Regions from separate parts of the Homo sapiens genome. Here region 1 is linked to region 2. Evidence: chromatin contacts called from ENCODE Hi-C data. All regions are on one chromosome and are shown on one strand. Each heading gives the region's core, a stretch centred on a gene start or an enhancer-like site at or near the end of the contact. The rest is flanking DNA. Distances are from core to core; before and after follow the strand shown. Region 1 has its middle 19 kb from the start of LINC01686. Region 2 holds the start of LAMC1 (laminin subunit gamma 1).

Evidence for each region. Hi-C counts contacts between places; a loop is a spot of excess contacts on that map. Pooled maps may share reads with other maps.
Region 1: a loop to region 2 is called in a pooled map, with 3 times the contacts of the local background. The contact joins the enhancer-like site here to the promoter of LAMC1 in region 2. A Hi-C loop is called at or near these places in 2 of 37 single-sample maps with no recorded cell type and 1 of 50 pooled maps.

What each region holds. Positions count from the first base shown.
Region 1 is chr1:182,632,274-182,635,827 of GRCh38, forward strand. No RefSeq gene overlaps it. Among named protein-coding and RNA genes, the nearest start is that of LINC01686, 19 kb to the left of the region's middle. Within about 2 kb of position 1,583, at least 3 of the 41 ENCODE cell types and tissues checked have a DNase peak (open chromatin) inside an H3K27ac peak, as active enhancers do.
Region 2 is chr1:183,022,123-183,025,748 of GRCh38, forward strand. It overlaps LAMC1 (laminin subunit gamma 1), which reads left to right and starts at 1,298. Exons shown (of 28, transcript NM_002293.4): 1 at 1,298-2,012. The coding sequence starts at 1,595. RefSeq lists enhancers at 1-550, 551-1,105, 1,661-2,214 and silencers at 617-1,006, 1,037-1,426, 1,477-1,546, 1,567-1,706.

The sequences.
Region 1 (3,554 bases), core at 333-2,832, 390 kb before region 2:
ATTGGAGATGGGGGATGTAGGGGGAAATTAGAGCGATGAGGAAACTATACAAGCTTGAGAAAAGAATTTCTATTTACTAGGGAGGAAATGAGAGAAGAGAGACAGACCTTCTCATATTGTTTTATATTGTTTTATACTCAGAAAAAAAAAAAAAAGAAAAGCAAAACTAAAAGCAGTTGGCCCGAAGCCTAGGAACCAGACCCGAAACCAGGCCTGGGCCTGCCTGACCTAAGCTTGGTAGTTAAAGATTGACCCCTGACCTAACCGGTTATGTTATCTATAGATTCCAGATATTGTATAGAAAAGACATTGTGAAACTTCCTGGTCTGTTCTGTTTCAGCCTGACCACCGGTGCATGCAGCTCCTGTCACGTACCCTCTGTTGCTCAATCGATCATGACCCTCTTGCGTGGACCCCCTTAGAGTTGTGAGCCCTTAAAAGGGACAGGAATTGTTCACTCGGGGAGCTCGGCTCTTGAGACAGGAGTCTTGCCTGATGCTCCCGGCCAAATAAACCACTTCCTTCTTTAACTCGGTGTCTGAGAAGTTTTGTCTGCGGCTCATCCTGCTACACCTTCCCTTACCCAAGCCAACCCCATCCCCAATCATTTCTTTGCTCTCTTTTAGATTTATTCCATGTATATGGAAATCTTAAAATATATTGTTTATTTTGATTATATTTAAATTGTAATAAAATAACTTGCCTTTTTCCAATATTATTTTGCTAAGATTCATCTATATGGTTACTATAGTGTCCCTAGAGTTCATTCATTTCACAGCTTTATGATATTCCACTGTGCTCATGTACCACAGTTTATCCTTCTCATTCTTCTCATGAGAGCCCTTTGTATGGTCTCCAGTCTTTTGCTATTGCTAACAGTTCTGCTAAGAGCATTCTTGTACATGTTTTCTGGTGTTCACATAAAAAATGTTTCTGAGATTAACATATTTAGGAGTGGAGTTGCTGGGTCCATTTTACAGATGAGGAAACTGAGGCTGAGAGAAGTTAATGAGACTGTTCAAAATCATACAGCTAGTAAATAACCAGAATCAGGATTTGAATCCAGGACTGCTCTAAAGAACAGAAGTTGAGGAAAAAATTGGAGATGGGGGATGTAGGGGGAAATCAGAGTAATGAGGAAACTATACAAGCTTGAGACAAGAGTTTCTATTTACTGAAGGTTCTGGGCACTTGTATACCTGTTTTCATGTGCCTCGGCCTATGCTGGGTAAGCCCCAGAGGTTAGGAAAACTCTGGCCCTGGTTCGGAACAAGAACCCTTTAATCTCCAGGACTGAGGGCTTTCTTATGGAAGGGGCAAATCTTTCCAGGCTTCAGGACAAGCCTGTTCCCAAGACACTTACTCCCTCCCATCAAATAAGGTATTCCCAGGCTCTGCCCCAGTCGGGCCCCACCCTCCCCCATGGTACACTGACACAAAGCCTGAGGCTCCCTTGTTGGAGACTTCTGGCCCTCTGGCCTGGGCTGCCCCCAACCCCAACCCATACATCCACTAACCAGGGTGAGGCCACCCACAGAGCCATTTAATTATCCCTGAGTGCAAGGCCATGCCGCAGGCGCATGAAACAGGAAGGAAAAACAAGACCTGCAGCTGCACTATGATGTCAGCGATGGGGCAGATGGGCATTCAATTAAAAATTAAAATTACCAGGCAAATATGCCCTTGGCACACCAGCTGTTCGCTGCCCTCAGGCTTACAGGGTTCACCGATCTGTGTCTATTTACGTCGTGGTAGGGCCTATAAAACCCCTCTTCGGAGTCCCTTCAGGCTCAGGGACAGGAGTCTCACTCTTTCCCAAGGCCACAGATCTTCCTTCAGCCTGGCCTTCTTCTGGTGGAATTTACTAAAGATTTTAAGGGAGATAAGGGGAGAGTGTGGATCATAGCTGGAAAAATGACCTAATATTGAAGCCCTACATATAGAGGGTCAGGATATCATCTTTGCACAGAAGGACAGCCCCGTGTTACCTTGATGCATCATCGCACAGCATGTAGGTATTAATCATGTATCCTATAAGTGTCCCGGCCAGGAGGTATCAGATTTGAGTCTTGCCCTCTGAGAGTTTATAGTCTGGGTAAAAAGGGAGAGAATGAACATTAGAGAGGCAGTGTGGCAACTGTTGGCTCTGATCGGGCCCACAGGGTAGACCGCATGTGTCCTTGTGGAGGACAAAGGAGAGTAGGCTGAAGCCCCAGAATTCCTCCAAAGTGGCCTGGCCTTACTAATCTCTGCCCGGCCTCCTGCTAGCTGGTCCAGCTCTGCAACAGATGCTGCTTCTGGTGCAAGGAAGTGGGAGCAGGTCTAGGTGTTACTGAGACAAAAAGGTCAGCAGGCAAGGACAGCTGAGGGGTCCCTATGCATGGAACCTCAGCATGCTGAGAGTTCCCTGTGTATGGGACCTTAGGTGGGGTGGGCACCCGGGCCACCTTGGAAAACTAATGGCCCAGGCTAGCAAAAACACACCATGCTCGCTCACTACTGTACCTCCAGCCCTGTATTCTAGGGATCAGGCTCCTACACTCCTGCTCAGAAAAGGGCTTAGCCTGGACTGGTGAGCAGGTGGCCAGCAGCTGCTCCCTTGACAGAGCAAGTTTGTCTCCATGGCTGCAGAGCAGGCCCAGATGCTGCCCCTCTGCATGAGGATGTGTCCTCTTGGCTGAAACAAGTCTCTCCACAGAGTCACCTGCAAAGGGCCGTTAGCCAGCGGGATGAGCGAGGGTCCCATAGCTCCCCTTCTCTTCTGCAAGTCACTTTATCACAGCAACTGCAGCCCCTGAGTCCGGAATGCAAGCCTATTTTCCCTCTGGTCTTGGATCAGTTCTCACTGGGCCTGCCCCATTTCAACCATGCCATGGCCAAAATGAGGGCCAAAACTGCTTATGAGCACTTGCTCTATATTCATCCCCCAGAAACCAACTCTCCTTCTCCCCATGTTGCAGGGAGGCGGGAGAGGAAGATTGCCCTGACCCAGCATGCCACTGTCTCCTAGGCTGCTGTGATTTGCATGTGATTATGATACACACGGTCCCACAACCCCTTCCCAGCTCCTCACCCCCTCCTCACTATTTCCTGGGAGATGCTGCCGATCTAGGCTCTGAGGAGTTGCAGGTTTCAATCAATCTTGCTTATTGGTAAAAACTGACCTAATAAAGCACTTACTGGAAAATCCTGACAATTTCATTTTTAGAACATACAATTAAAACCATTTCCCTTAATATCCAGCAAACCGGCTGGGCACGTTGGCTCACTCCTGTAATCCCAGCACTTTGGAAGGCCGAGGCGGGTGGATCACAAGGTCAGGAGTTTGAGACGTGGTAGCGCATGCCTGTAATCCCAGCTACTCAGGAGGCTGAGGCAGGAGAATTGCTTGAACCTGGGAGGCGGAGGTTGCAGTGAGCCAAGATCGTGCCACTGCACTCCAGCCTGGGCGACAGAGCGAGACTCTGTCTCAAAAATAAATAAATAAATAAATACAAAAACCCCCCAGCAAACCTACACGCAGCTATTCTGTCATCAAGATGAGTTCCATTTTA
Region 2 (3,626 bases), core at 48-2,547:
TAACTAACCCTAACTATCCAGAGTCACCTAACATATACTTATTTCCTTGTTTCAGATTCCCATTACGCCTATCTTAATGGGACAACTGGGTCCGAAATTATGCATGTGTTTTTTTGTTTTGTTTTTGCGGTGTACTTATTATCCGCACTTTATCATTAAATTCCTGAAAAGCTAGAACAAAACAAATCCGTGTCATTCACTATGTGCATCCTCTCTGCTTGGGGACGCCAAGGGTTTCAAGCTGCTGCCTCCCTGCCCTGGTCTCTGCTTGCCGTATCCAGCACTGGGTAAGCGCCCAGGTTCTGCTCCGGGACTAAAACTCATGATCTTCTGGCTCAGGTTCTGTGAACTGAGTCATTCTGGCACTGAGAATATTCCGTGACTCAGCAGGCCCGAAAAGGAGGATGTCAGAATCCACATAATTTCGAGTCTTTTAAAGGCAAGCCGAGGAACACAAACAACACAGTGGAAGAATTTCGCAGTGGGTCGTGCGTACCCAAGGGAAAAATTCATTCCATTCCCAGCCTTTTCACTTCCTTCCTTGCCCCGGTAAAACGACTGGTTACACTTTAAATCAGCGGCAGGAAATCGCTTCACGAAACTCATCTGGCTGCTGCGACCAGGCCCTTCTGATTCTCCAGGGACCGTGTCGGCCCCATGAACGCCCCGGGACCTCTGTTCGGGAGGGGCTGGAGCGGGGCCCCGGGCAGCAGCGGGCGCTCCCGGTTCGGACCCACACCTGGCCGGGCGGGGACCCTCTTGCCGCAGCCCAAATTGGCGCGAGGCCCCAGGGACGACCCCGAGCGACCTCCTGACCCGGCATCGCCCCTCTAAGGCGCCCTCCCCCGACTCCTCCCGCAATCCGGAGTCTCCCAGGCCGCGGAGCCCAAGGACCCCAGCGACTCCCGCGCGGGGAGCGGGTCTGCGAGGCCGCCCTTCCCTCCCGGCATGCACCACCCAGCCGCCCTCCCCTCCCCTCCTCTCCTCTCCCCTCCCCTCCTCTCCCCTCCTCTCCCCTCCCCTCCCCCAACCCCCTCCCCCGGCTCCCCGCCCACCTCGCGCGCCCCTCCCCCCGGGTCGCGCGCCGCGGGCCCGAGCGCGAGACGCCGCTGCTCCCGCCCCCGCCGCCTCCTGGAGTCGCCGGGGCGGACGCGCAGTCCATGGGGCGCGGTGGGCCGGGGAGTTGCCCCAGGGGCCGCGGGAGTTGCTGAGAGGAGACAGGGTTGGGCTTTCTCCTCGCCCAGACCCCACCCCACCCTGCCGACCCCACCCCCTGCTCCTTCCTCCCCGGGGGCGCGCACTCGGGCACGCGCTCGGAAGTCGGGGGTCGGCGCGGAGTGCAGGCTGCTCCCGGGGTAGGTGAGGGAAGCGCGGAGGCGGCGCGCGGGGGCAGTGGTCGGCGAGCAGCGCGGTCCTCGCTAGGGGCGCCCACCCGTCAGTCTCTCCGGCGCGAGCCGCCGCCACCGCCCGCGCCGGAGTCAGGCCCCTGGGCCCCCAGGCTCAAGCAGCGAAGCGGCCTCCGGGGGACGCCGCTAGGCGAGAGGAACGCGCCGGTGCCCTTGCCTTCGCCGTGACCCAGCGTGCGGGCGGCGGGATGAGAGGGAGCCATCGGGCCGCGCCGGCCCTGCGGCCCCGGGGGCGGCTCTGGCCCGTGCTGGCCGTGCTGGCGGCGGCCGCCGCGGCGGGCTGTGCCCAGGCAGCCATGGACGAGTGCACGGACGAGGGCGGGCGGCCGCAGCGCTGCATGCCCGAGTTCGTCAACGCCGCCTTCAACGTGACTGTGGTGGCCACCAACACGTGTGGGACTCCGCCCGAGGAATACTGTGTGCAGACCGGGGTGACCGGGGTCACCAAGTCCTGTCACCTGTGCGACGCCGGGCAGCCCCACCTGCAGCACGGGGCAGCCTTCCTGACCGACTACAACAACCAGGCCGACACCACCTGGTGGCAAAGCCAGACCATGCTGGCCGGGGTGCAGTACCCCAGCTCCATCAACCTCACGCTGCACCTGGGTAAGCGGTGACAGCCCCGTCCCCTGCTACTGCTCGCCAGCAGCCCAGCTCCCGGACCGGCTCCGTCCCAGTGGCCGGCCTCACGGGCGCAGACGGCCGCGTGTTTGCTCTCTGTTCCCCGGCATGGGCCACACAGAAACTCCTTTCTCCAACTTCTTAAATAGATACTGCTTTTAACATCCCGTGAGGGCCAGGATGTTCCGCACGAGTCTCTCTGCTTTCCTGTTCTTTCTGACTTAACGGGATTCTGGCTCTCTGATTATTCTGCATTTCGGCTGTTAGGATTGTGATTTCCCCCTTTTTTTTCTGAAGCGTTAATCAGAAACTCCCATCCCCACTTTTCTCTTTGCTAGCAAGGTCATCACAGCGCATTCTTGGATCGGAAACAAGAAGGTCCGCCTTAAACACTTTCGCCTTTAAAATGTTTAGATGTCCTTCCAGGGCTGAGGGTGATTGCTCTGTTGAGTTAAGGGGGAATTTGAGGGGAGCAAATGCCTTCGCTGCCTATATTGCCTATGTGTAATTAAAACATAAATTCACTTTTGAAGTTATTGTTCTTTATAGCTGCTCAGCCTTAATTAAGAACCACAAAGCGATTTGACTGCTAATCCTGGTGCAGAATGAACAAAAGGAAGTGCACTCACTGTAATTGCTGGGCATAGCCTTGTCCCTGGGTAAAAAGGCTCTCCTTTACTGTCTTCCCTTTTGCTTTCATTCAAAGCAACTGTAGAAACACGTGTAAGTGATGTTTCAGAAATCAGGAAAGGGATGTGTAGAAAACTTCATGGCAGGGCAGTGGATTGAGGATGGACATATGTATCTGGAAGCACCAAAAATAATGTTCGGTCTAGCTAAGGTTTTCTTCATCATTGAGATACGTAAATAGGCAGAAAGTTTCATTATTGTGTTTAACAGAGGAATCTATGTGTGAGAAACACGTTTGACTTAACACTTCACTCCCCATTGCCTTGGAAGGCTTGATTATTACCAGTAGCTGGTACTAATGAACTTCCAGAGAGAACAGACTGCCTCAAGCCATTCTTCTGTCAAGGGAGGGTAATTTTGTAAGGCTAATATCACTTAGGGGTGTTGGAAAGGAACATGTTGTAGGCAAATGGTTCTTTTGATCATGATTTTGCTGCTCTCCGGTACACTAAACTTTATGTAAGTATCAGGATTCCAGAGAAAGAATTGGACTTAACAAAAAGTACTTTGAAAAGTGGGATTAAATTATTGTGTGTGGAATAAGTGTTAGAAAAGCAGAATTATTTAACATCTTATTTGCAGTTGAGTCATTAAACAAATGAAACATTTTGAAAATAATTTCATAAAATGATACTATGAGGTATCTGTTTTTCAGGGATTGAAGAAGTAAAGTGCACTGAGTTCAGTTTTTTAAAGGTGCCTTTCTGAAGACATAGCTAGTGACCGAGGATTTCCTAAGATCTGTGAGATTGCTCTTTATTTTCTCCTGTTATATTTTTTAAGTTGGCCAAAATTATTTTTGAAATGTGTATCTAAGTATTTCTGTTTAACTTTTGACTTGTTAAAGTTTCTGTGTTCAAGTTTGAATACTCTTGAAGTCTTATTTTTTTCATTTTCAGATTTTAAAAT